Regions from separate parts of the Homo sapiens genome. Here region 1 is linked to region 2. Evidence: chromatin loops called from intact Hi-C (ENCODE). Cell type or tissue: mammary epithelial cell. All regions are shown on one strand. Links, peaks and the distances in the headings refer to the core of each region. The heading gives the core; the rest is flanking DNA.

Region 1 (11,974 bases), core at 2,299-10,298, 52 kb after region 2:
ACAGTCTGCAGAGTAATATTTCGGCTGGACTCCTGCTGCCTCCCAAAGTCTTTATTTCATTGAGTCCTGTCAATGAAATAAACTAGTGTGAAACTCAAGAAATGAACTAGTATTCAAATAAAGACTGCACTGTGACTACCAAGTGGAACATAGCTCATCAAATGCTGCTTCCTAAACTCCCTATCATGTTATAATGGAAATAATTAAAGTTTAACGATTACTCTTAAGGTGGTTATTATGTTGGATAAGAGTTTTCTGAGGTCTGCAGGAAGAGATGATAAAGGGAGTGAAAGTTCACTTCTGGTCCATTAATTGAAAAATCAATCAATGGGGAAATCATAAAAAATTGACACGTACCTAACTTAAACATGTTATTTTAATTTGAATCGCATGAATTGAAATCTCCCATTTGAATGATTTCAAGTTAGGGCAGCCTTTAGAGGTGAGGCCCAGACGTTTTCTTTGAATGTGGCACCCCCACTACAGTTTCAAATGATCTGCCATGAGCCACACCAATTTTCCTGTCTTTAAAGTGGAGCAAAGTCCTGTGGCAGAATCTGAGATCAGAATCCTTCTGAATCCATACTTGACCTGTCTCTACCTTTTTCATTGAATATTTTGTGGTACCCCACTCTTTCCAAAGCACTGAATCCACAGCAATGACTATCTTCTCATGCCTCAGTGGTTTGCATGACATTCAATAATCACATCATTTCAATAGTGAGTACTAATTGTATAAACAGGTCCAGGAACAAATCTAGCATCCTCTTGGTAAGCATGAACCTTGAGAAGTAAGGACAGAGAGTCACAGGACAAAGACAGAGAAGCCAGTTAGTTAAGGGTCCCAGCATCATGGGTGCACCACTTATGTCGTGAAAGGACAGGGCCATATGGTTAATCTAGCACATCAGCTAAGAGGGCTTATGTAATCCTATCTGACTACCAAGCACTGGTCTGTGTGATTCTGCCCTGGTGGCTGAGAGTTGCTGATACACAGGGTCACTTCCCTCAGGGTCCCACTGAGCAAAGAGAAAGGGGAGGGTGAGCAATGGGGATTGAGCTGGATGACCTCGCAGCTTGCGGTCAGTTCTGTGAGTCACCCCCAAATGTCAGAAGCTTAAGAATAGAAGTTTCTTCGGTAGAAAAGTGTTCAGAACCCAGTGAGTTCCTTGGGCAGGAGGAGTCACCTATTCAGGTGACTCAGTAGCAGTGTACATGGGTGGCCACAGCATCTCGGAAGTATAGACTCCAAGTGAGCCAGAGGGTGTCTCCAAATTTCAAAGGCTTTACAAATCTACATCCATGTCTTGTTCTCCCATGCAAACTTACAGCCAAGTCCTCCTTGAATTCCTGCATATGAATCTGTAGAAACACAATTCCAGCAGCAGGGGAAAGTATAGCTCAGGTTACAGTCCTTGCTGTCAGATCAAAGCCTGGCTCTTAGTTGCAAGGACCTGAATCCGGGAGTTCAGGAACTTTCCTGTGAGTCCCTACACCACCATTACAACCCACTTCTCCATATGCACCATGGGATGCCTGGAACACCCCGGGATTGGGTAGCTTAAAGGAATTTCAAAATAAATCTTAAAATGTCACATGACTGTGGTTGTCCCAGAGGCTTGAGAACACGTGGGGCCATCACAGCTGCCAGTGTTCACACATTGTAATGTCATACCCTGCTTTCTGGAAGGCCAAAAGCCCTGGAGGGAAATGAATTTGACCCTGCCTGTCTTGCATTTAAACACCACTTTTCACTCGAAACCCAATTACCCTCTCCGAGCAGCATAGCTATCCACCGTGTTTCCAGTAATGCCTGGCCCAGGGAGATGAAAAGGATACTGTGTTCAAGACCCGGCTGCCTGGGGCTTTAGCACCACAGGCCTGTAATAAATGGGTACCTTTGCCATGGGAGGCGGTACATATTTCTCTGTGAAAAATAATTCTGTCATGGAAATATAGAGGACTAGGGAAAAGCATCAAAAGGACAAACGGTCTTGATGCAATTTCAAGGCGGGGGGAAAACCACCAGTACGACAAGCGAAAGGTGAGAAACATCAGCCCGTGAGAGCCTGCCGCGTACCTGCAAGGTTAGGGCTGAGCTTCTCTGCCCTCTCTCTTGGGTGGGGTGTCTGTTCAGTCTCCAGGTCCTCTGGGGTTGCACTAAGGGATCATCAAGGTCCCTTCCAGATCTGAAATCCCAGGAGCTGCTTTTTACAATTATGCAAGGGATGTAACTATGGGTTTCAAGAGACTGCACAGAAGGGTAAAAGTGTGGAGAGTCACAAGGCATTCCTCAGCTGAAAAACACCTCTCCCTTATTGGCAAATCTATTGACTCAGAGCTGAGTAACACTTCTTCGGCAGAGGATTGATGGGCTTCCTCCTAGACCACTGAAACCCCAAGTACCAAACGTGATCTTTCTGACAAATTTTGAGATGGTTGACACAGCTACATCTTTTTCTAAGATGACAGACATCCCTTCGGTTGTGATGCAGACCGACTGTGCTACTCTAATTAAAACCATCTCAGCATGAAAGAAGATTAAAAGAGATTCCAGTTTCCGTTTTCTTTAGGAAAACTTTTCTGGCTTATCTTCCATATTTCTTGTCAAAATATGCCGTAATTATTTCAGAAAATGTTTTGTGGATAAATTACTAATATAATCTTTGCTCATAAGCAGCTGAAATTTCTTCTCTCCAGCCCTATTTTGGTAATTCTTTTGTCGGACTAATCTGATGAGTCACACCACGGATGATTCAGCTTTTGTTCGGATGTGGTTTCAGAAAGGAACAATGAAACATCATCGGCAAACCAGCCATTCTCTCCTTCGCTGAAATGGTTAATTTGTAACATAGTACTGCGACAAAATGGCCTGAATTCTAATGTGTACATTTTCATGAAAATAACATGGACCAACTGCAATCCAAGGGCTTTTGGAGATGAAAGCAAGATTTAAAACATAACAGGAATTCTGACTCAGATTCATTAAACAGCATCTCTCCCAGAATTTAGAATCTTCTCGTCAAGTGGTAGAATTCCTACCATCAGTTGCAAGCCCTGAGTGACCACATCCTCCCGGAGCACGCTGTGTCTGCTTCATTTCTGGATCATCACAGCCACCACACAAAGTGGCCTCAAGTGACACTAATAATTCTGCAGTGGATCAATGAGTGGGCTTGGAACCTGACTGGATGGGAACGCCACAAGGCTCCACACCACTTGTCTGACATCAGAGAGGGGGAGCTTGTGAAACGCATTGCTGTGTACTCCATGCTTTCACTGTTTGATATGATCCATGATGGTCAAGGACAGGTGGAATTTTTTTTTTTTTTTTTTTTTTTTTTTTTGAGACAGAGTCTCACTCTGTTGCCCAGGCTGGAGTGCAGTGGTGCAATCTCGGCTCACTGCACCCTCCTCCTCCTGGGTTGAAGCAATTCTTCTGCCTCAGCCTCCCGAGTAGCTGGGACTACGTGCGCGCACCGCCAATCCTGGCTAATTTTTGTATTTTTAGTAGAGATGGGGTTTCACCATATTGGCCAGGCTGTTCTCAAACTCCTGACCTCATGATCCACCCGCCTCGACTTCCCAAAGTGCTAGGATTACAGGCATGAGCCACCGTGCCCAGACAAGGACAGGTGGAATTTTAAACAACCACTTTGATAAAAATGCCTTAGCCCTTTCCATTTGGGGTCCTAAAGGGTATTAATTGAACAGGTGTTTTTCAAGGGACCTCCTAAGGACAAGTTCTGCACCAGGCCCTGGGAGACTGGGAGGAGTGTGAAGCTGCTGAAGACACCTCCATGCATGCCCCTTACCCTGGGACCCCGGGATGAGGGTAAGGACAGAGCTCTGGCGAGAGAGAGCCCTCTGTATGGAAGGTGAGAGCCACAGGTGCAAGGACGTAAAAGGCAGGCGAGGAGGAGGTGAAGGAAGCCAGGGTGCCCGACCTGGCAAAGCAGACTCCAAAGAAAACAAGATAATCGTGGAGGGAGGCCAGGTTAGGGAGGATTTGGATGGCCTCTCTAGAGCCCTCCAGGCTACGGCGTTAGGAACAACTGGCAGGAACTAGGAGGACAAACAGCCAGGGCACCCCCAAGGATGGATGGGAAACCTCGCGACCCGTGAACACTCCCCCTTAGACAGGCTGGAGAACATCCCAGTCCACCACAATCCTTGACGGCTTCTCAAGTAGGAAGCTCCAAAAGAAGGCAAGTTCCTTCCCCAAATGACTGGAGGATTTCAGGAAAGATGAGGAAAATATCTAACATTATGAGACTGAATGAAGAATTCACAAAAGTGATGGGTTGTATTTTCTCACATCATTCTTGGTAATGTATTACAACACCAATAAGACCACAAAACAGAGGGTGCAAAGAGTTCTAGATAAAATCACGCACACTGGCACTTCACTGATTCCGAGTGTATTGCAAAAAGAAAGCTGGTCAGGATAGTGCACGATCAAGACAGCCGGCAGAACCGGGCACCTCCTGACTAATGGAGACCTATTGTTAAGAGTGGTAATTGCATTTGTATGCAGAATCCGTGCCAATTCCAGCCTGTCCGGAGCCCACTTGGAGTGGAGTCTCTGCAGCCTTTGTCATTCAGCGATTATCTCTTCATGGAAGTGCCCTTTCCAGCCCTGCTTCAATGACCACCACTTGTGCATATTAAGTTCTTTAGCAGCATGAACTGAGGTGGGGGAAATTCGCCTTTTGCCTAATGTTTAGTGCTCTGTTCTTAGTATTTATGGTGAGTGACAGGGTAGGAAGATGAGAGAAAGGAATCCCTGGATAACACCTTACATACACAATGTTATTCTGGGGTAAGGAAATACTTTTGTTTAATGAAGTCAGGAAAAAAGAATGATTCTGACAGATCTCTAAATTCTTCTTGAAAATTCCCAAAGCTAATAATCCAAGTTTTTTCTTTTCTATTTGAAATCCAAAAATATATTATTTATGTCCCTCGAATATGTACGGATTTAGGTTTAGTCATTTTTACTAATGTTTAGCAATGCCTTAATTCTCTTATTTAGATGCTAGGAAACTTGTTACAGCCATTAACTGTAACTAAAACTGATTACCCATCTCAACATATTATTTGTGAAACAATTAGTTAAAATTTATTAGCAGAGAAAGGCTAATTATACTGATAGTCCCAGCCTTTGGTTATACCCCAAGGTCAAAGTTAAGGAGGCATTTACCAATGTCCAAAACAGCATGAGGGGACTACGCTGTCAGTTTCATGGGAAGATAAAGATAATTCATGTTTAGATGAGTATGGAGATTTTTCTGGGGGTAAATACGGGACGCAGTCCTGGCCACGATGTCTAGGGCTGGGTCGTATGAAATTCCATGGGGAATAGAGTGACTAGGGAATTCAGGGTGCGGGGTCCCCAGGGCAGGTTCTTCCTCACAGATAGGCGTCTTGAAAGAACCTGTTTGAGAAGGGACCTCCTGCAGGAATGCACAGGCTGACGTTTAGACCGGTCACTGGTGACACCAGATGACACACACAAGCAGCTAATGGTTTCCGTGTGTGATGAGAACTATCACTGCTACGTTTAGTGGAGATGATGCTCTCAATGGGTATCAGGATGGAGTGGGAGCTCCTGACCACATCTAGAAACCAGGGTTCCGGGCTGGTGGCCCAGGGAGGCAGGGTGGCTTTGTAGCCTTCACACCAACACTGGGAGCCCGGGACGTCACCCATGTCTCTAGACAGACGCACTCCCATCTTCAAAAGGAGACAGGCAGGCAAGGTGATGGCCCTGGGTCATGGGATCCCACTCAGGGTTGGGTTGGCCACGAGGGACTCACAGCAACCAGCTTAGAACAGGAGGACAACAGCCCTGTGTCATCTCCTTTTCAAGGCAGTTATAACACAGTTTCTGTCAAAAGTTGGAAAACTGGCTGTTCTTCACTGAGGTCAGGAACAGCAGTGTTCTGCAGGCTACGTCTCAGAAAGGACTGACTCCTCTGATTATCATGACTCGTCTTCCTGGCTTCCTAGGGGGATGGCATAAGATATGCTTCATAGACATGTGGCGGTGCTGTTAGTCATGGGGTGTCTTTCCTCATGGAGAACTTACGATGGGCAGAGGCAATCCAAATGACTTGGGTCTGCCTCTGCTCCTCGGTGGCACTATTTTATGGGATGCCAGGTTCTCTGACCCCTGTGCATCTGACCTGCCCTCAGACCCAGGCACCTAGATGAGGCTCAGGACCCAGAGCCGCAGGTGCACTCCAGAGAGTGCCACAGGTAAGATGGGCACCTAGGATGAGCTTCAGTCAAGCAAGTTCTCCAGTATGGTCACGGAAAACATCCAAGATGCATTTGGAAAGCTCAGCTCATCGTCTAACTCTAACTTTGGATCCTTCATAGTAAAATATACAGCTAGGATATCTGGCTAATGCTTTTTTAAAAAAACTATAATCATAATTTCTTGTTCATAGTATACCAGGAAAAGGGGACAGATCTTACAGTTTGAGTGTTACTATCATGGATTAGCCATTTATTCTGGTATTTGAAGCCCTACAGTGATACCATAAACATTGATTAATGCACCTACCATGTAAAATAGTGGTAAAGGAAGGATACAAAGTTACGGTGAATCATTTCTATATTTAAAGTGTTGAAAAGCCAGTTAACTACAAACCACTGATATTTTAAACTATTAGGATGAGATCCATATATATTTAATGTAGGTATATAATATAGAAATAGTATATAACAAATTCTATAGACAGAATAAATAGAATTATACAAATGTATAAATTTTAAATGAAAACAGAAAATAGGGCGGCAGCACTTTGCTGAGATTAGAAGTGAGGGGATTTGGTTCAGTTCATCAGTTTATTGTAATTCAACAAACAAATAGAGCAGGTTCAGAGCCAGCACTGTGCTAAATGCACTGCAGACAAAAGATGAATTAAACATGGTCCATCCTTCAATGAGTTCACAGACCTGGGGGAAGACAGCTACGATCCCACAGGAGACAGGCTCTCATGGAAACCTAGAGACAATGCTGCCAGAGCAGTAACTCATCCCAGAGGTGTGTGGATGAGGCAGGGGGGAGGGTGGACTTTGTTATTCTAGAAAATCCACAGAAAGAAGGAGTGACGTGTGACCTAGGTTTTGAAGGATAAGCAGGGATTTGAGAAGGAGTTTGCCAGTTTTCCTAAGGTGACTCTGGTAACTGGAGAGGGAGAGAATACAGAGAGTGAGGGAGACTAAGCTGTTTCAATGGCCAAGGAGGAAACTGCTGGAGTTCTGGACTAGAGCAGTGGAAGGTGGGCGGAGAGGAAGGACACCGGGTGTTCTGAGGGTAAATCCACTCGACCCAGGGATGCTGAGGCAGGAGGAGCAAGTTGAGCTTGATTCCAGGGTCTGCAGTCATCCAGGGAGATGAATGGGGGCTGCAGGCTGAGTCTGGAAGGACAGAGATGCAGGCTGGGGGAAAGATCTGGTTCTGGACATGCTGGATTTCCAGTGCCCCTCAGATATGCACACGGAGATGTGTTCAGAAGAGAACAACAAATATTTGGGGTCCTGGTTCTTCTATTGCCTGGCGAGGTGGCCAGGGTCACATCCATAAACCAAGGCCCAGAAAGGACTTGCCTGAATTCACCTCCCATGCAAGGGGGAGAGCCAGGCCTGGGATCCAGATCCCAACTTTTAGTTTCCTCTGGACAATGCTGGTGTTGCCCATGGCACTCACATAAAACCGGCCAAGTTGGCGCCAATGTCAGTTGACATAAATTGTTGTGCTTTGGGGACATGGCTGGTCCTACCCAAAGCTACACAATAAAAGCCAGCCCACATCCTGGTGCACCTGCCCTCCTGGGCCCAGGCCTTGTTCCAGGAGACTGCTGTGAGAAGTGGGAGCACATCTCAGCCATCACTTCACAGCCAAGCAAGCTCAGGTCCCCAAGGTGAGGTGATTTATCCACAGTGGTAGAGCCTGAGTCAGCACAGAGCCACGGTTAGCACTGGGGAAGACTCTGAGATCTAATTCAAAGAGAATTAAAGGCAGAGGCCTCTGACCTGCTGGCCACCGAGCCACATGGCCCTGTCGAGGCTAGAGACCCCAAAGACAAAGGGTTTTCTTCCCTTCCAGAAAGCAAGCTCCGGGGCACCAGATTGTCCTGCTTTTAACTCTTAACTGTTACACATGGACGACTGCAGAAGGCAACTTTAAAAATGTGTTCCTCTTAAATTATCTTGAGGATTCAGTGACAGCTTGCTAAAGAAACTGTGGCAGGGCCTGAGTATTTATAGGAGCATGAGACAAACAGAGAATAAGCTGGAGAAGCAAGAAGGATGCCGCTCTGCAAAATCACATGCGGCAGCGGGGAGAAGTGTTACTACAAAGCCTAGCACAGTCTCTGGGAAGAAAATAAAGCTTAGGTGCAGGCTGGAGAGCAGCCTGAGATGTAGGGCAGATTCTTCTTTCTTTGGAAATGTACAGAATAATCATGTTGTAAGAAAGTCCCCACACTTAAAACTTTCATTTTGAAAAGGGAAAGACCAACCAAGAAATTAAATCTACTCTCAGTTGCTTTAATCATGCATCACAGGGACTTGCCAAGAGCACAGCGAGGGCGACACAGCCCCAGGGCACAGAGTGTTTGGGTGGATGGTTCCCTTATCTGGAGGGAGAATGGAGGTGCAGGCAGCGAGAGGGCTACAAAGGTAAATCCCTACAGTCCCCAGGAATTCGTGTCTTGTCAATATCCCCAGCCATCCAGGGATCTTCCCTTCTCACCCAGCAAAATCTACAGCCTGTGTTTGACTCAGGTGTTTATAGGACAGAACACCCCGCACAGGTAAGGCTGGCCTGGCTCCAGCTGCTTCAGACTCATGCTTTGAATCTCAAGAATCAGGACTTTTTCCAGGCTGCTGCTCCTCCCCAGGAGTAAGAATTCCTCATGACATGGACACTCCCCTGCCCATGCTTTACAAACACCAGATCCCTCCAGCAGGAGGGCAGCAGCACCACCTGCAGCCTCCTGCCTCCTGAGCTGCTGGAGAGTGAGGCCTGGGAGGTTGCAAGGGGACTGTGCAAAGCCACAGCCAGAGTCCTCAGAAACCACAACAAGGTTTGGAGCCCCGGCTTCCCACGTGCCCGTGTGGCTGTAGAATGAGCCCCTGCACTGGAGCCGCCCTGGGAAAGCAGGTGCACACAGCACGTCTGGTGGCCTGGGACCGTGATGGTGCTCAGAACAAACATCACCCAGAAAACATCCAGCTAGACCTCCACCTGCTGTCCACAGGCAAGTGAAAAGGGGACAAAGTAACTCTCACGCTCCCCTTAGCACAGCGACTGTGGTAGCTGGTCACTCACAAGCAGACCCTGCTGGCCCCACCCATTCTATCCAAGATCTTACTGTAGAATCCTAGAAGACGGAAAGGAGGGGACCGTGGCATGGGAGCCAGGCTCCAAAAAGATCCTGGAGTATGTCTTGCAGAAAATGTTTCAGGATCTTCGATAAGTTCTGATAGAATAGAACCAGGCCACAGACTCCATCTGGAGTGGTTCTGACAATGCCTCCAGGCAGAGCCCTATTTGTCTGTGGCAAGGAAGGGGTCTCATTGTGGGAGGACACAGGGGAGGACACAACATAATTTTTGGCCAAAACAAAGCAGTCCAGGGCAACTGGGACTAAAAGTGAGGTAGAATTTGCTTTTTTTTTTTTTTTGTTTTAAAGACAAAGTCTCACTCTGTCACCCAGGGTGGAGTGCAGTGGCACGATCTCAACTCACTGCAACCTCCACCTCCCGAGTAGCTGGGATTACAGACATGCACCATCACACCCAGCTAAACTTTATATTTTTAGTACAGATGGGGTTTCACCATGTTGGCCAGACTGGTCTTGAACTCCTGATCTCAAGTGATCCGCCCACCTCGGCCTCCCAAAGTGCTAGGATTACAGGCATGAGCCACCGTGCCTGGCCAGAATTTGCCTTTTAAGACTCTGTTCTCATTCATTAATTCTAGCAATATTACGTAGGCAACTGCTAGGACCCAGCCCCTGCTATAGTTGCTGGAAACAGAAAGAGGATGACCGCATGGCATCTCTGATTATGGTGCCTGCATTCGAGAAGATGCATTTAGGAAGATGAAGGCAAGTAATATGGGAACGAATAATTATCTGTGGTTAGTGCAAAAACAAATAAGACAGGATGGATTGGGCAACATTTGGGAAGGTGGTCAGACAACAAGGAGGTTATGTGGACCTGAGAAACAGTGGGCCAAGGAATGCCAGCCATGCCATGAGCCCAGAAAGGCGTTTCAGGTGGGGAGAAAGTGATAATCATGAAGCTGGCAGCACCGGACAAAGATGTGGCCCCAGGTAGGGCAACCAACACTCCCACCACAGGTCTGCCGGGCAGCAGGAAGGGGAAGCTGAAGCAAGAGCCATGGGCCCTCCACCAGGCAGGCCCCCAGGCACTATCTGAACAAGCCGCTGTCTCAAATACAGAGGGAGGTCTGTGTGCAGGGCAGTCCCAGTGCCCTGGAACATCTACCGGCAGCTTTTCTCCAAGTCCACTACTCTAACCAGAAGAGCAGGTGTTGCTGCCTTTTGATCCATTTAGCTATTAAGACTAAAGGGACCTTTGTTCGATGTCAGCCAGAGTTGGCCAGACCGTTAACCTTCTGATGCTGCCTCCTCCAGTCAGGTTTCTGCTTCAGACTCAACCCAGAGACTCGGTGTGTCAAACTCAACCCAGAGACTTGGTGTGTCAAACTCAACCGAGAGACTTGGTGTGCTTCCCCAAGAAAAGTCCTTGAGCAGGAAGCAGTGTCCAGAACAATGCACATTATTCCTTCACACCTCTGCACACGTTGCCTGGCTGGTGCACGGGCGTCATCCCACACGCAGATCCACTGCAACTCACATGTGACAGATGGGGAGATGGGCTGGGGGGCGGACCTCAGGGTCAACTTGCTGGCAGGCGTTTCCAAGTGGGCACTCACAGACTCATAAGTGCCCTCTACCAAGGAACCTGCCTCTGGTTGCAGATTCCCAGGGCAGCATAATGGGGAGTGCAAACAGGAATCAACTCGACAGATAAAGTCGAGTCATTTTGTTAACAAGAACTCAGATTAGATTACTCTGTGATTACATGGTTCCTTGGTGTGATAAATTGGTTAATAACAGGATTCCCAGTGTAGTTGCTTAATGGGAATTCAATAATTACAGGTAGCCGAAATTGTACTGTTAGCCTAGGAGATGCTAGCGCCTTCTCTCTGTTCTAATAACCCAAAACCAATCTGGGGCTGTTGAAACGGTTACGATCTGGAGAACACACCTTCAATATTACCAAAGCACCTTGGTAGAATTACGCTTCTATACCTAACATACCGTATATTCACAGACTCGATTGACAGGCTCTTGTTTTCCTTGTTAAATGTCCAAGTTGAAGAGATCCCTAATAGATATCTTTATTACTTAGCTCTTGTTTCCATTATAAGATTAGTGATCAATAGATAATAATGGTACAATAATATTTAAATTGCATCTTACAGTTTAGGAGGCTCGTTCATGGGCATTTTTCAGTGGGGAGAGATTGTCACCACAATTCAGTAATTACGACAGCCTGGGAAGGAACTATTTTCTCCCCCTTGAAGTGAAAGAATTGAAGTTTAAGGAGCCCCCGACTCCCAAACCAGCATCAGGTGGAAGAGGCAGGGTGGAAACCCCATGTCCTTCTAGTGCACCACATCACGGAACTGAGGCCCGGATTTCATTAATGCAGCACAGCCTTAGACTGCACTTTTCACAACTGTCCTTAGAAGAGACTATGCCTCCATCATCACGTAGTCTGGATTAGCAAGACTTAAATTCATGAGATTTTATTCTACTTCCTATAAATTAGAGCATAACTCAAAGAGGCTCTTCGAAAAAAGGGAAAAGGATAACTTGTTTTGGGAGCAGGAGGTCACTAGCCATAAACTTCTCTGGCAATT
Region 2 (11,974 bases), core at 2,280-10,279:
TAATATATGAGAACCCCGAAGTGAGGGGTGCACACACATTTAGAGTATGGCACAGCTGCAGAATGTGCCAAAACACAAATTAGGTGAATTGGACACGGGGAGATCCGCAGCCCTACCGTGCAGTGCAATTAAAGCGAAGACTGTTTAATTCTCCAAAGACTCAATAATATGAAAAAAAAAAAAAAAACGTTTACGGAAAACATGGAACTGACAGTTCCAGGAACTCAGAGGTCATCAAACATAACTAGAGATTTTTTTATTTTTAATTCTGTACTTTTCCCATTTGGAACTTGGTGTTAAAGAATAAAATGCTTGCTTTCCAATGTTTCATAGCTTGTTATCACATCACCCATGAGCCACGCTGCGAAATAAATACATCTAAAGTCAGGTCGTCAATTCTTAGACCAAACTAGCAAAATAATTTATTGCACTAAGCGCATAAAATGTCAAGGGTAGGTAATTAGAATTATATGCACAGTGTGTTAGTCATCTTTAAAAAAAATAAAAACACATATCCTGTCCACTATGACTGAATCTCAGCAAATGACAGCACCAAAGAGGTGTTCAAGATAATCAAAAGGCCATGGTAATACGATGCCATTATACATGGCACCAGAAGGGTGTGAAGTGGCCTCTTGTGGTATAGATGGGATACGTATATTGTGATGAATCATTTTAATAGCTGTTATTCAACGAAGAAAACGTGAGAATATCACTGAAATTATATTGGGGAAGCTTAGAGTGCTATCGAAATGCAAAATGATTTGAGTATATTGCTGTTTCAGTGCCTGTTTTTATTTCAAAGTGTAACTAATACAGTGAGATAATGAGGGACGGCTAATGACGACAAAAGAATGCTGGTCAAAGCTACTCTCCAGCCAGCCTGGACGCAGCATCAGCTTCCTGAGAGCCTGGCATGAGCAGTTGGCATTTTTGGTCAGAATCTGTCCTCTGGTTGCATCAGACAGAACTGGATTTGAATCCAGGCTCCACCCCTTCCTAGCTGTGTGACCTTGGAGAGATCATTTACGTTCTCTGATCCACATCTGTGGAGACAGTTTAACAGTATTGAGTGCCCAGTTATCTGGTAAGAACCAAAGTATATAATCCACAATGGACCGAGTACCTGCCACCCTGGAGGCGCACAACCGAAGCGGAGCATCATTCTCATCGAAGTCTCATATTCAGTCAGGGCTTGGGGAAGGAAAAAAGTACAACAAGGAGGCTTCCATGTTCCTTGCCTTCCCCTTTACCCCATCCCTCTTCCATGCCTGTGGAACCTAAGGTGGGGATGGAGGGCAAACAAGGAAGTTCCTACACCCCCCAGCTGGGAGAAGACTGCAGGCCTCCCTGCAGCAGCTCCCTAAAGAAAAGCCTCCTGTGCACCGGGGCAGAAGGCCTGGGAAGGGCAGCCAGTAGCTCCAGCACCAGCACACAGCGCTGGTGGGTGGAAACTCAAGTGTGAAATCCATTCTTACCCCTTCCTGTCCTAGTTCTTTTTTTTTTTTTGGAGACAGAGTCTCGCTCTGTCACCCAGGCTGGAATGCCATGGCGCGATCTTGGCTCACTGCAACCTTCACCTCCCAGGTTCAAGTGATTCTACTGCCTCAGCTTACCGACTAGCTGGGATTACAGTCATGAGCCACTATGCCTGGCTAATTTTCCTATTTTTAGTAGAGACAAGCTTTCACCATAGTGGCCAGGCTGGTCTCGAACTCCTGAGCTCAAGCAATCTGCCCGCCTTGGCCTCCCAAAATGCTCGGATTACAGGCATAAGCCACCGTGCCTGGCTCCTTCCTGCCCTAGTTCTGATCAGAAGTGTCACTCTCTGTGGGCATGTCAGCCACTTTATGAGAAGGTGGCTTCAGCAGGCTCAATGAGACTGGTGGCCTTACCAGCAAGGATTAAGACAAGCCCATTGAGCCATCTACCTGTGCTGAAGAGGTTGGCTCCCCAGTGACGAGAATGGGATAGTAAGAAACCCTATAGAAACCAGCACCCAAGACTGACCAAATAAAGGTCAACAAAATAAAGGGTTTCTGTTTCATTCCCCAGGAGTCCGCCTAAAAGAAAGGAGAGGCTGCAGTTGGGAGGGGAAAGCCTTGGGGTTTGCTCAGAGCCCTGAAAATGAGGGATTGTGAGGGGAGAGGGGAGAGCCAGAGTGCACGCCTGCTCTTCCTTATTCCCATACATCACTGCCTCAGTTGCAGGGAGCATTAGAAAAAAACAAAAACCTAGAGCTACTTCCCTCTCTTTCAAAAGGAAAACCTTCCATTTCTGTGGATAAATCAGATTCACAATGATGCATCATAGAAAGCCAGGGATCTCAACGAGTCCTCACGATGCTCAGGTTTTCCAAAACAAATTTGTATTTCAGGCCAATAAACCATCTCTAGTTTCTTACCATGAAAGGAAAAGAAAGCCAGAGGAGTGGCATGGCCCTGGAACATGGACCAGCACCTCAGAAACAGCTCTGGTTCCCACCAGAAGGAAACACGGCTCGGCTGCCAGGACCGTGCAAGAGCCACGGGCAAGGGGCTTTACACAAAGCGAGAGTCTTAAACCAGAAATAAGCCCAGAAAGAGGAGAGTGAAGGCTCGAGCAGAATATGACAAGGGGAATGATGCAGAAAGCCTTCCTGCAGGGCTTCTCGGCAGAAAAGGAGGCCCCACTGGGGCACCTTGAGGATTGTGTCTGTCTTGTTCTTGAAAGACAAGGCTAAAGTGTCCCCAAGGGAATGATCTCGACCCTACAGGTCGAAGGCGATATGAGTTACTTTTCCCTCGTAGGCGTTGAGCACTGGCTGATCTGCTACCACAGCTTCTGAACTGACGGGTGTAACCTGCCCATCACAGACTTAGGTTGGGCTCATCTATGAGTCTCTTTGGAATATGCAGATGTCAGAGGCATCCGAACCACAGCGACTCCATTTTGAGTGAGGACTAGAGAAATGAGGCTGAGACTTACTGGGCTGCATTCTTAGAAAGTTAGGCATTCCTCACCTCTAGATGTTTAAGGTTAAGGGAACACACTGGTGATGTTTACTAAACAGACCCAGACTTGGGAGTGTCCTAATATCCAGACATCCTGAGAACAAAGGCGTTCCTAATTTTACTTTAAAGATAATAATATCGGGCGCAGTGGCTCACGCCTGTAATCTTAGCACTTTGGGAGGCTGAGATGGGTGGATTGCCTGAGCTGAGGAGTTGGAGACCAGCCTGGGCAACATGGTGAAACCTCATTTCTACTAAAATACAAAAAATCAGCCAGGCGTGGTTACAGGTTACTCAGGAGGCTGAGGCACGAGAATTGCTTGAACATGGGAGATGGAGGTTGCAGTAAACTGACATCACGCCACTCTAGCCTGGGCAACAAAACGAAACTCTGTCTCCAAAACAAAAACAAAAACAAAAACGAAAACAGATAATATCGATTCTTGCAAAATATAATAATTAAGAAATTTAATCCTTTATCACAAACCCTCGTAGCAGAGCAGAGCTCCCCATATATATGAGTATTGTACCTAGGCTGGACGCATTCCTCCTCTTACTTTTGGGAATGTCCCACTCTGTCTATGGAGTAGCTGTTCTTTCACTACTTTATTCTCTTAATAAACTTGTTTTCACTTTGCACAGTGGACTCGCCCTGTGTTCTTTCTTGTGTGAGATCCGGGAACCCTCTCTTGGGATCTGGATCGGGACCGCTTTTGTGTAACAAAGACATGGGAAAGAAAAATTCACGTCCATAGCGAGCTCTGTCACAGCGACATCGGACAGTTGGGAGGGCAGGCGTTTCATCGGCAGTCTCCTAAAGAAGGAAGTTCTGCTGTGTAGCTAAACTGGAAGGCTCCTCTTCTGCAGTTGCTAGTTTGGAGACACTTTTCTCTTCTCCTGCCTTGCACACTGGAGAGGATACAGGTTAATCACACTGACAGATACACTGGTTCACTGAGGGGTAAGGGTTATTGGGGAGCATGCATGTGGACATTGCAATGACACAGTGATGATGCTCAGACAAATGAGGTCACACTGAGACAGGAAGCATCTCCATGAATTTCTATATAGGTGGAAAACTGCATAAGCAACTAGTGCAGGAGACAGAATGATCCAGCACCAGTGAAGTTGCTGTGGTCCCGGGCAACGAGTATGCCTCAAAGGTAATCCCCATTCTGATATTTTCCACCATTGATAACTTTGTCGCATTCTTGGACTTCATCTAAAGGGAATCATGTCATAAACACTGGGCGTCTGGCTTCCTTTGTTCTGCACCTTTGTAGAAGCCCTCCATGCCAAAGCATGCATCAGCAGTTAGTGCTTTTGGGTTGCTGTCTAGTATTCCACTATACGAAGAACCAAGAAATCTTTATCTACTGTTGACTGGTATTTGGATTATTTCCCGTTTGGAACAGATATAGATAAACCTGTTATGAACATTCTTGAACATGTTTGACTTGTATATTCTTGACTTTTTAATGTGGAAATTGAGACCTCAAACTCACTATACCATAGGGGTGGAATTCCAGCAATTCTCTGTACAACCCCTGCACAATTCCAAGAAGAAGGCAAAAGAAGAGAGACGTGGATATTTTGCTTAGTTAGCCGTCTTGAACTTTCCCTTATTTTTATTCCTCTGCTTTTAGGAAATCCCACTTGAAAAGTAGCTATTTTCTCCTTTGCAAGTCTATCTTTTTCAACAAAAATCTTAAGCAAAATATAAAAAGCCAATACCAATTGATTCCTAAAATGAATCTATCAAGTTTCACTTTTTTTTTTTCCTGAGGAAGCCGAGCATATTGACTCATTCTAGACCCTAAAAATATGCCTACATCCCATCTATTAAAAAAAAATGCAAGAGGGATCTGTGGGCAGGAAGATGGCTGAAACTCCCTTCTCTCCAGCCAGCCCCCAGCATGATGCTTGCTTTAAAGCCTGGAGCATGATGACACACACCTCACCCATGTGGAATATCTCTCCAGAGCCAAAGGTAAGGTGAGGCAAGTTTTCACCAATATTTTGATTTGTGATGCTGAAGACATGCACTTAAGCACTACAATATGTAAATGGTTTCCTACTTCAAAAAAAAAAAAAAGAAGCGATGCCAATGATTTTAATAGACTTAGCAAAACAACTGTAAGTCTACTACACAATTGAACAACTCTAAGCAGTCCTGATGATGCTACAGAATTCCGTTATACTCTCCTCTTCATGTAAGTGGATTTTCTAACCTGCCAATTACGGCTTTCCATTTTCTTCCTGGAGTTATACATCATGCGAATCTCAGATAGCACTGTCCTTGGAGCTGTTTTCTTGCCAGTTCACAGTGCCACCTGTGGCTGAGCACTGCCTTGCTGGGCATGCATTTATGTTGACCTGTTTTCACTCTTGGTCCCGGAAAACTTCAGCCTTCTGATACTACCAGCCCAATGCCCAAGTTTCCTGGCAGCTTTATTTACAGTCACTTTAAAAGACGGAAGGCAGATTTCAATTTTATGGATTGCCAATAAAGTAAGATTTACAGAAGTTCCCCAGACCACTGGGAAAATTACTGGAGCCCACAGCTGCAACAGCACATCCCCAAGGGAACATGCTGGAGAGTGGCAACTTCTCCTATCTGGTTTTAAACGTCCCCAACTCCTATACATTCCCTTCCCAGGCCCCTTCCAGGCAGAAGAGGGGACTGCAGTTTCCATACTGCTCACACAAAATTAAGCATCTCTTTCCAGCCAGCTCCCAACAGCCTCCCTGGTAAGCTGGAAAATCAGCTTGGGGGATCTGAGTTAAGAAGAACAACAAGAAGAGTGAGGTGGGCAGAGTTTGGATCCACAGGCTCAGGACTCCCGTCCTGGGCATATCTGGATCCCCAAGGCTGGCAAAATTGTATACCAAAGGATGCTGCGGGGTAAAGAGGGAAATAGATGACATTTTAGATTTTTTTTTCTTCTGAAATGTCTGGACACACTGCCCAAAGCATCCACATACAAAGAAGGTATTTCGTATAAAGTCATTTATAAAAAACAGACACTCTATAAGGCAGTGATAGGCTCAGTTCAGCTCAGCGAACAAGGATGGAGCTATGGCTTGGTCACAGGCACAGAGCTGGTGCTAGGTGCAGAGACTCAGGGATGTATAGGCAAAGAGGTCTCACTGCCCACTGATGTGTCTGGAGAGGTGGGTGGGTGAAGGGACTTTCCATTTGTCCTCCCAATTTCCTCTCCGAAGCCTGTCCCTTCCCTGGGGTCCACTACTTCTCTGACCTTTCCTGAGAAACAGACTAATAAATGTGGCTACTTACATTTTACATTACATTCTAGGAGCAAATCCAGGGGGCCAGGAGCCCTGCACTCGGCTGGCTGCTTAGTCCCTGGCCCAGACCCCAGGGCCTGACAGGCATCAGAGGGGCCCCTGGGTCTGCTGCTCTGAGCTCAAAACACCCAATACTCTTTGGTGGGTGGGAAATTAAGGGCGGGGATAGCTCCGTGTGCATCCTAGGTCTTTTCCTCTCCCAAGAGAATTCTACTCTGCCACAAAGGAACTCAGCCTCTGCGCCCTGTGGCTTCTGCTGACGGGTGGTGTGTGCTCTGGATGGGGGGTAGGGTTCCTGGCTAGGAGTGGCAGTGGCGCCTGCTCTGGAGTGTCCCTAAATGTCAGCATGCAACATTACCAGGCAGGCCCTCCCACTTCAGTCCTCAGGCCACTCATAGGACCTCCTGTCCCCATGTAGAGAGGCTGACACCAGGTTGGAGCCAGCACTGAAAGGATCCCCGAACTCCTGCTTCTACAAGGCAGCATCCGCAGGTGAGCGGCCAGGCACCTACAAGACACGCACCCTTCAAGCCTGGCTTCCCAAAGCCCCGCCGGGCCAGGCTGGCTGGCACAGCAGACAGTCATGCAGCAGGGTCCCCAGCGACCCCCCATCCCTGAGAGAACACACGGAGTCCCCCGCCCGCCAGCTGCTCCGGAGGCGGCTCCAGGGTAGACTCAACAAGTTCCCGGGCCATGCAGCGCCGCCTGCAGCCCAGAAACCCGGAGGACGCGCTGTGGCGGAGCCCCGCGCGCAGGCGGCAGCCGGCGGCAGCCGGCGGCAGCTCCTTCCACCTCCTCCTCCTCTTCCTCCTCCTCCTCCAGCTCTGGCGGCGGCGGGAGGGGGCTCCTCCACTCCCTCCCTATCCCCCACCCCACGCACGCGGCCCGGCCCGGCCCGGCCCCGCGCCGCCCCCGCCCCACCTCCGCCCCGCGGGGCCCGGGGCTCCGCCCGCCTCGGTGCCAGCCGGGCGCACAGGCGGCAGGCGCGCGGCTTGGGGCGCCCTCGCCTCTGGCCGCCCGGCTCCGCGGAGTAGCTGGGACCTGGAGCAGCGGAAAGGACTTCCCTCCTGCTCCCTCCTCTGCCCCGCCCCCGCCTCCTGGCCCTGGCTCTGAGATCTCGCCGAAGACAATTGCAGTAAATGAGGACATCGGAGGAGCGCGAAGCCGGGTGGCTGTGGCTGGCTCCGCCGCGTCGCGAGCAAGCGAGCGCGCGGGCGTCCCCGGAGCTGGCCCAGCCGCTGCCTCCCCGCGCGCGTCGCTAAGCGGGGCCGGAGGGACGCGAGCGACGCGAGCTGCGGCGCGGGGGCCGGCCGGGCCAGCAGGGCCGGGCCGGCAGCGGTGGAGGGGGCGGGCAGCAGGCGCGCAGCGGGCCAAGTCCCCGGAGCCGAGGCTTCCTCCGCGTGAGCGCGGCGAGTCTGGCCGCGGATGCCCTGTCCGGAGTGCTCCGTGCCGCCCCAGGCTTGCCAGGGTCCGCAGCGAGACATGCCCGAGCCAGGCGCTGCATCGACCTCGACTTATCTGTAAGCAGCGGAAGGTAAGCGGAGCCCCGCGTGCCCTCCTCCCGCGCCCCCGCGCCCGTCGTACTTGGCCGCGGGCAGAGCACCGCTGGGACGGGCGCCGACCCCGATTCGGGCGCACACACTCGGCCCCAAACCGGCTTGGCCGGAAACTCGGCGGCTCCCGGGGCCGGGACACCCCGGTGCAGCCGGGAGCGGACCCGGTGCGGTCGCAGGTGGGGGGCAAGGTTATGCAACTGCATCTGGCGCGACCGGGTCGCTGAGGGGCGTCTGGCAACTTTGGCGACGTCAGGGAGGAGCGGGGCTGCGCCTCTGCGATGTGGGTTCCAGACAGACGCCACAGCTTCGTGAGCGCCCGACAGCCCTAGCCAGGCAAAACTGGGAGATCTGGGGGCGGCCGTCTCCCCGGAAGGTTTCGAGGCTTTTAAGTATTTTCCAAACTAAAGCGCCCTGGAAAGTACAAGTACGGCTGATTAACTTCGGGGGGGGGATGAGTTGGAACAGAGGGGCCCTGACGCCGGCCGTTGAGGAGAGGCGCGAGCAGCAGTGAAGGCAGATGCCCACGTGAAATGCTCGTCTCCTCCACTCGCTGGGGTTGGCACCTTCCCGGGGCTGCGGGTTGGGGTCGGCGCCGCGGGGCTTCCCGGTGCCTGGCAGCCCGAGTCAGACCGGGACAGGCGTGGGAAACCAACCAACGCTGCAGACCTAAGAGACTGCGAGCTGGCGGGCGAGGGCAGGAGGGAGGAGGGAGCCCGCGGGCAGCCCGGGGTCGGGGCAGCTCCTGGAGCCCAAAGTCAAGAGCGAGAGTCTGCATCTTGCTGGTTCATGCTCAGGGCTCCAGGCTGATGTCCCCACTGCTTGGATAAAGAGCCGCTCCCTGTGACCTCAGCATTCTACTACCCAAAAATATGCCACAGGGAGAGGGAGCCAGTGATAAAGAGATGCCAGGAGTGGGGGAGGAGAGGTGCCTCTGGAGTAAATAGGAGAGAAAATGGGTGCGTTTTGCTTATCTACAGCCCAGGGCTCCCGCCCGGACCCCTCTCCTGCTGTTGGTCTGTGCTGGGGAGCTGCACGCGCTCTGGGCCCCTGCGCCAGAAGCAGCGGTGAAGCGGTTTACTTTGACCTTGTCTGCTTAGGCGCTGAAATTCTGCGGAAGCATCCCGAGGTGAAACTGCAAGAGTGGGAATGAACTTTGGGGGAGCCCTGCCTTGGCTGGGAAGCCAAACGATCATTTCAGAAGACTACAGCTCAGGATAGCACAGGGTAGACGTCTGTGCACTTGAACGCTCCCCCCTCAACGAGGACTTGCTAGAGGGTTACCTTTCCATGCCTTATCTCAGTGGGGGGACTGTCAGAGTGACTGCGCTGGCTGGGTACTTGATGAAAAAATACCACTCACAAGACCCGGGCCATTCCCAGAGTAGTACATACATGAAAATGATATAACCCTTATTAAGCTTACGCTACAGCAAGTTACCGTCATTTCACTATGCAGAGGCGGAAAGTGCTGGTTTTTACTATTCCCCCACACTGTACTATTTCTTACATTCATATCCTGTTGAATGTTACTTTTGAAAGTTCATATTTATCTTTGCAATTTTTTTGCAAGAATGATTAGCAAACATGCACAAGGAGCTCAAAGAAAAAATGGAAGTCCTGCCATCTGCATGCCTCACCAGATATTAATCATTTACTATCCATGTTTACTACTTACATTAGATGGCACTGCTCCTCACGATGGTTTTATTAGAGGCGCATTTGGTTAAGGAAAAGAAAAAGTCTAGCACAGCTATCACTAATTGCATGATTTTGCATAAATTACATTAGCCATGGAGAGTTTTGTTTTCTTCACTAAATTCATCATTTTGTTTAAAAGACTAAACAATTCAGTTTAATTTCTTTAGCTAAATGAAAGACTTTTCCTTAAAGACAAGATGTCCTTGAAAAGCTACATATGTCTTTAAACTTATTACAGTTGCCACGACTTTGTATTTTATCATTGTGATTAAGACTTTGAGCTTTCATGTAAGTCAGGCCCTTTATCCTATTAAGAAACAGAATTACTGGTTAAGAAATAGGCTAACAAGGCAAAAGCTGGGAAGCTCCATGTCTGCACAATGAGATTTCTGCAAGCTCTATGGGAGGCTGGGTACTCTATTACTCTGTTTACTTCGGGGGCTTCTCTGTTTTGCCACAGTTGTTTTCCCCTGTGGCAGGAAAGGGAATTTTTGTGTTTTGTTTCTCCCTCTGTAGGGAAAAATTTTTAAATAAATCAATAAATAAGAGAAAGACTTGTACGTGAAAGGCATTCATCTACAAGGAAGACTCCTACACACTGAAATAAGCAGTCCAAAAATCAAAATGATTCTCAGAAATAACAACGGATCGCAGTGGAGTGGCAGGACAGACCCGTTCACGTAGACATTTGTATTCTCTTGTTTGCGCCCAGCCATGGCTATCTCATTTAGAGACAACTACTGAACTCTGGAATATGAGAAGCAGGTGACTTATGCTTCTCAGAGACTCATGATACAGAAATGATCACAGCTACCTCCCAAAGCAGCAGCTCTGTGGTCAGATATTTACGTAGGAGGGCAGTGACAGGTTCACCACGGATTTTAACGCTTGTGAAGGATGCTGTTCAACGCGTCCATAGCATCCAAGAAGCTCAGTTGGGAAGGCAGGCAAATTCTACATACTTGAGGCAAACCACCGTCATTCTGGGAGTGTGAGGTCATAAAAACTCCCCAGATAAAACCAGTGTCATCGTCATTTTCAACAGTCTTTCATAAATGTGAAGCACCACAACCCCTCCCCACCATGATTCCACTGGTTGGAGACCTACATTCCCCAACCAGAAATTAGCTGGCATGATTTATGAAGCAGATCCTTTTTTGTCTCACATATTTGATTTTAATATTTCATAACATTATGGGGTGACTTCAATATTTTAAAGCAAAATTTAATATGATTGATACTACATGACGACACTTTCATTACCATGAAATTCTCATACAAACATTGAGAGAAGTCTTTATTCCAATACTGGAGCTAACCTATGATATATATGTAGTGAAACTTCATGACTTTTAATCAGTTTATTTAAAATGTACATTGTTCTTATACATTAAGGACAGAATACAGACTTGCAGGAACCAAACTATAGGGACCCTGACAGGATTGCTGTAAACAAGTTGTTTGGACAATGTCTTGTGTTAAGCACTAAGCCATGAAAGGATAGGTTTGAACCTTTGGACCATGTGTGATAATGTGTCTGTTTCAGATCCTGAAGGCACTAACTAAGGTATCTCCAGGCAACCAAGGATCTTACCTCTCACATTGAGAAAAACCATAACTTCAGAGACATTTCCTGGCTCCAAATTCAAGTCCTTTCAGAGACCCCTCTACTGTAAGTCACAGGATATTCAGTGTGCATTTGAGTCGTACGTGCTTTAGACATTATTCAAACCATAATGAATGGGTTGAGGGACTTTGAGGTGTATAAAGATGTTATCAGATGACAAATCACTACCTGAATAAAAACAAAACATTCTAACCTGACAAATGTGTCTCTTTCTGCTGAGTATGTATTCCCAGCTCTAATTGGGACTGAGAGAAAATTAACTTGAATGTAGAACAGCAGATATTAGGGACAAGCAGGAATTATGATTCTAAATTACTCTATAAACCTTTTGGCTAACAACATATTTCAAAGGGATTTGGAAATAACTCTCCCCAAAGTCATTATTTGTGAATATTTATTTTATAGAGCACTGAACTGTTTATTCAAAGTATTGCACATCCATAGACATGTTCTCTTTACCACACTATCCTGCTGTTAGGAAGTTTGAGCAAAAAAAGAAAAGAAGAGAGTCTTACATCTCTGCACAGCATACATTCATATGAATTATACTATTCTATCCAATAGAATGGTAAAGAAACAAAAGAAAACCCCACCATATCAAAATGCTTGTTGAAGTTTATATTCTACTTAATATGGAAAATTCCAGTTCAGCCCTTAATAATCTAGCTTTGGCCATGAAATGAAATGCAGTAAACTACAACATATGAGAGACATGGGAAGGAGGCTACGGAATGCTGAAAATACTACAGGCAGCCTTGCAAATAAAAGTTGCTCTCACTCCATCTCAGCAG

Evidence for each region. Peaks named below come from ENCODE experiments on the same cell type or tissue, not always from the same donor. Only the 100,000 strongest peaks of a DNase experiment are listed, where the experiment ranks them.
Region 1: it touches region 2 in a loop (4-fold over the local background); 7 of 110 quality-filtered maps call a loop at or near these places.

The regions. Positions count from the first base shown.
Region 1 is chr10:127,139,404-127,151,377 of GRCh38, reverse strand. The region is part of intron 27 of DOCK1 (dedicator of cytokinesis 1); the gene reads right to left. All of the region lies in intron 5 of INSYN2A (inhibitory synaptic factor 2A), which reads left to right. Among named protein-coding and RNA genes, the nearest start is that of INSYN2A, 51 kb to the left of the region's middle. RefSeq lists an enhancer at 1,956-3,155. In mammary epithelial cell, for the core only: a CTCF peak has its summit at 9,001; DNase peaks (open chromatin) are centred at 2,327, 2,757 and 5,997; H3K27ac peaks cover 1,022 bases.
Region 2 is chr10:127,191,859-127,203,832 of GRCh38, reverse strand. The region is part of intron 27 of DOCK1 (dedicator of cytokinesis 1); the gene reads right to left. INSYN2A (inhibitory synaptic factor 2A) reads left to right here and starts at 7,242. Exons shown (of 6, transcript NM_001039762.3): 1 at 7,242-7,836; 2 at 11,103-11,228. In mammary epithelial cell, for the core only: CTCF peaks have their summits at 5,332 and 7,001 (motif pointing left); a DNase peak (open chromatin) is centred at 7,392; H3K4me3 peaks cover 1,727 bases.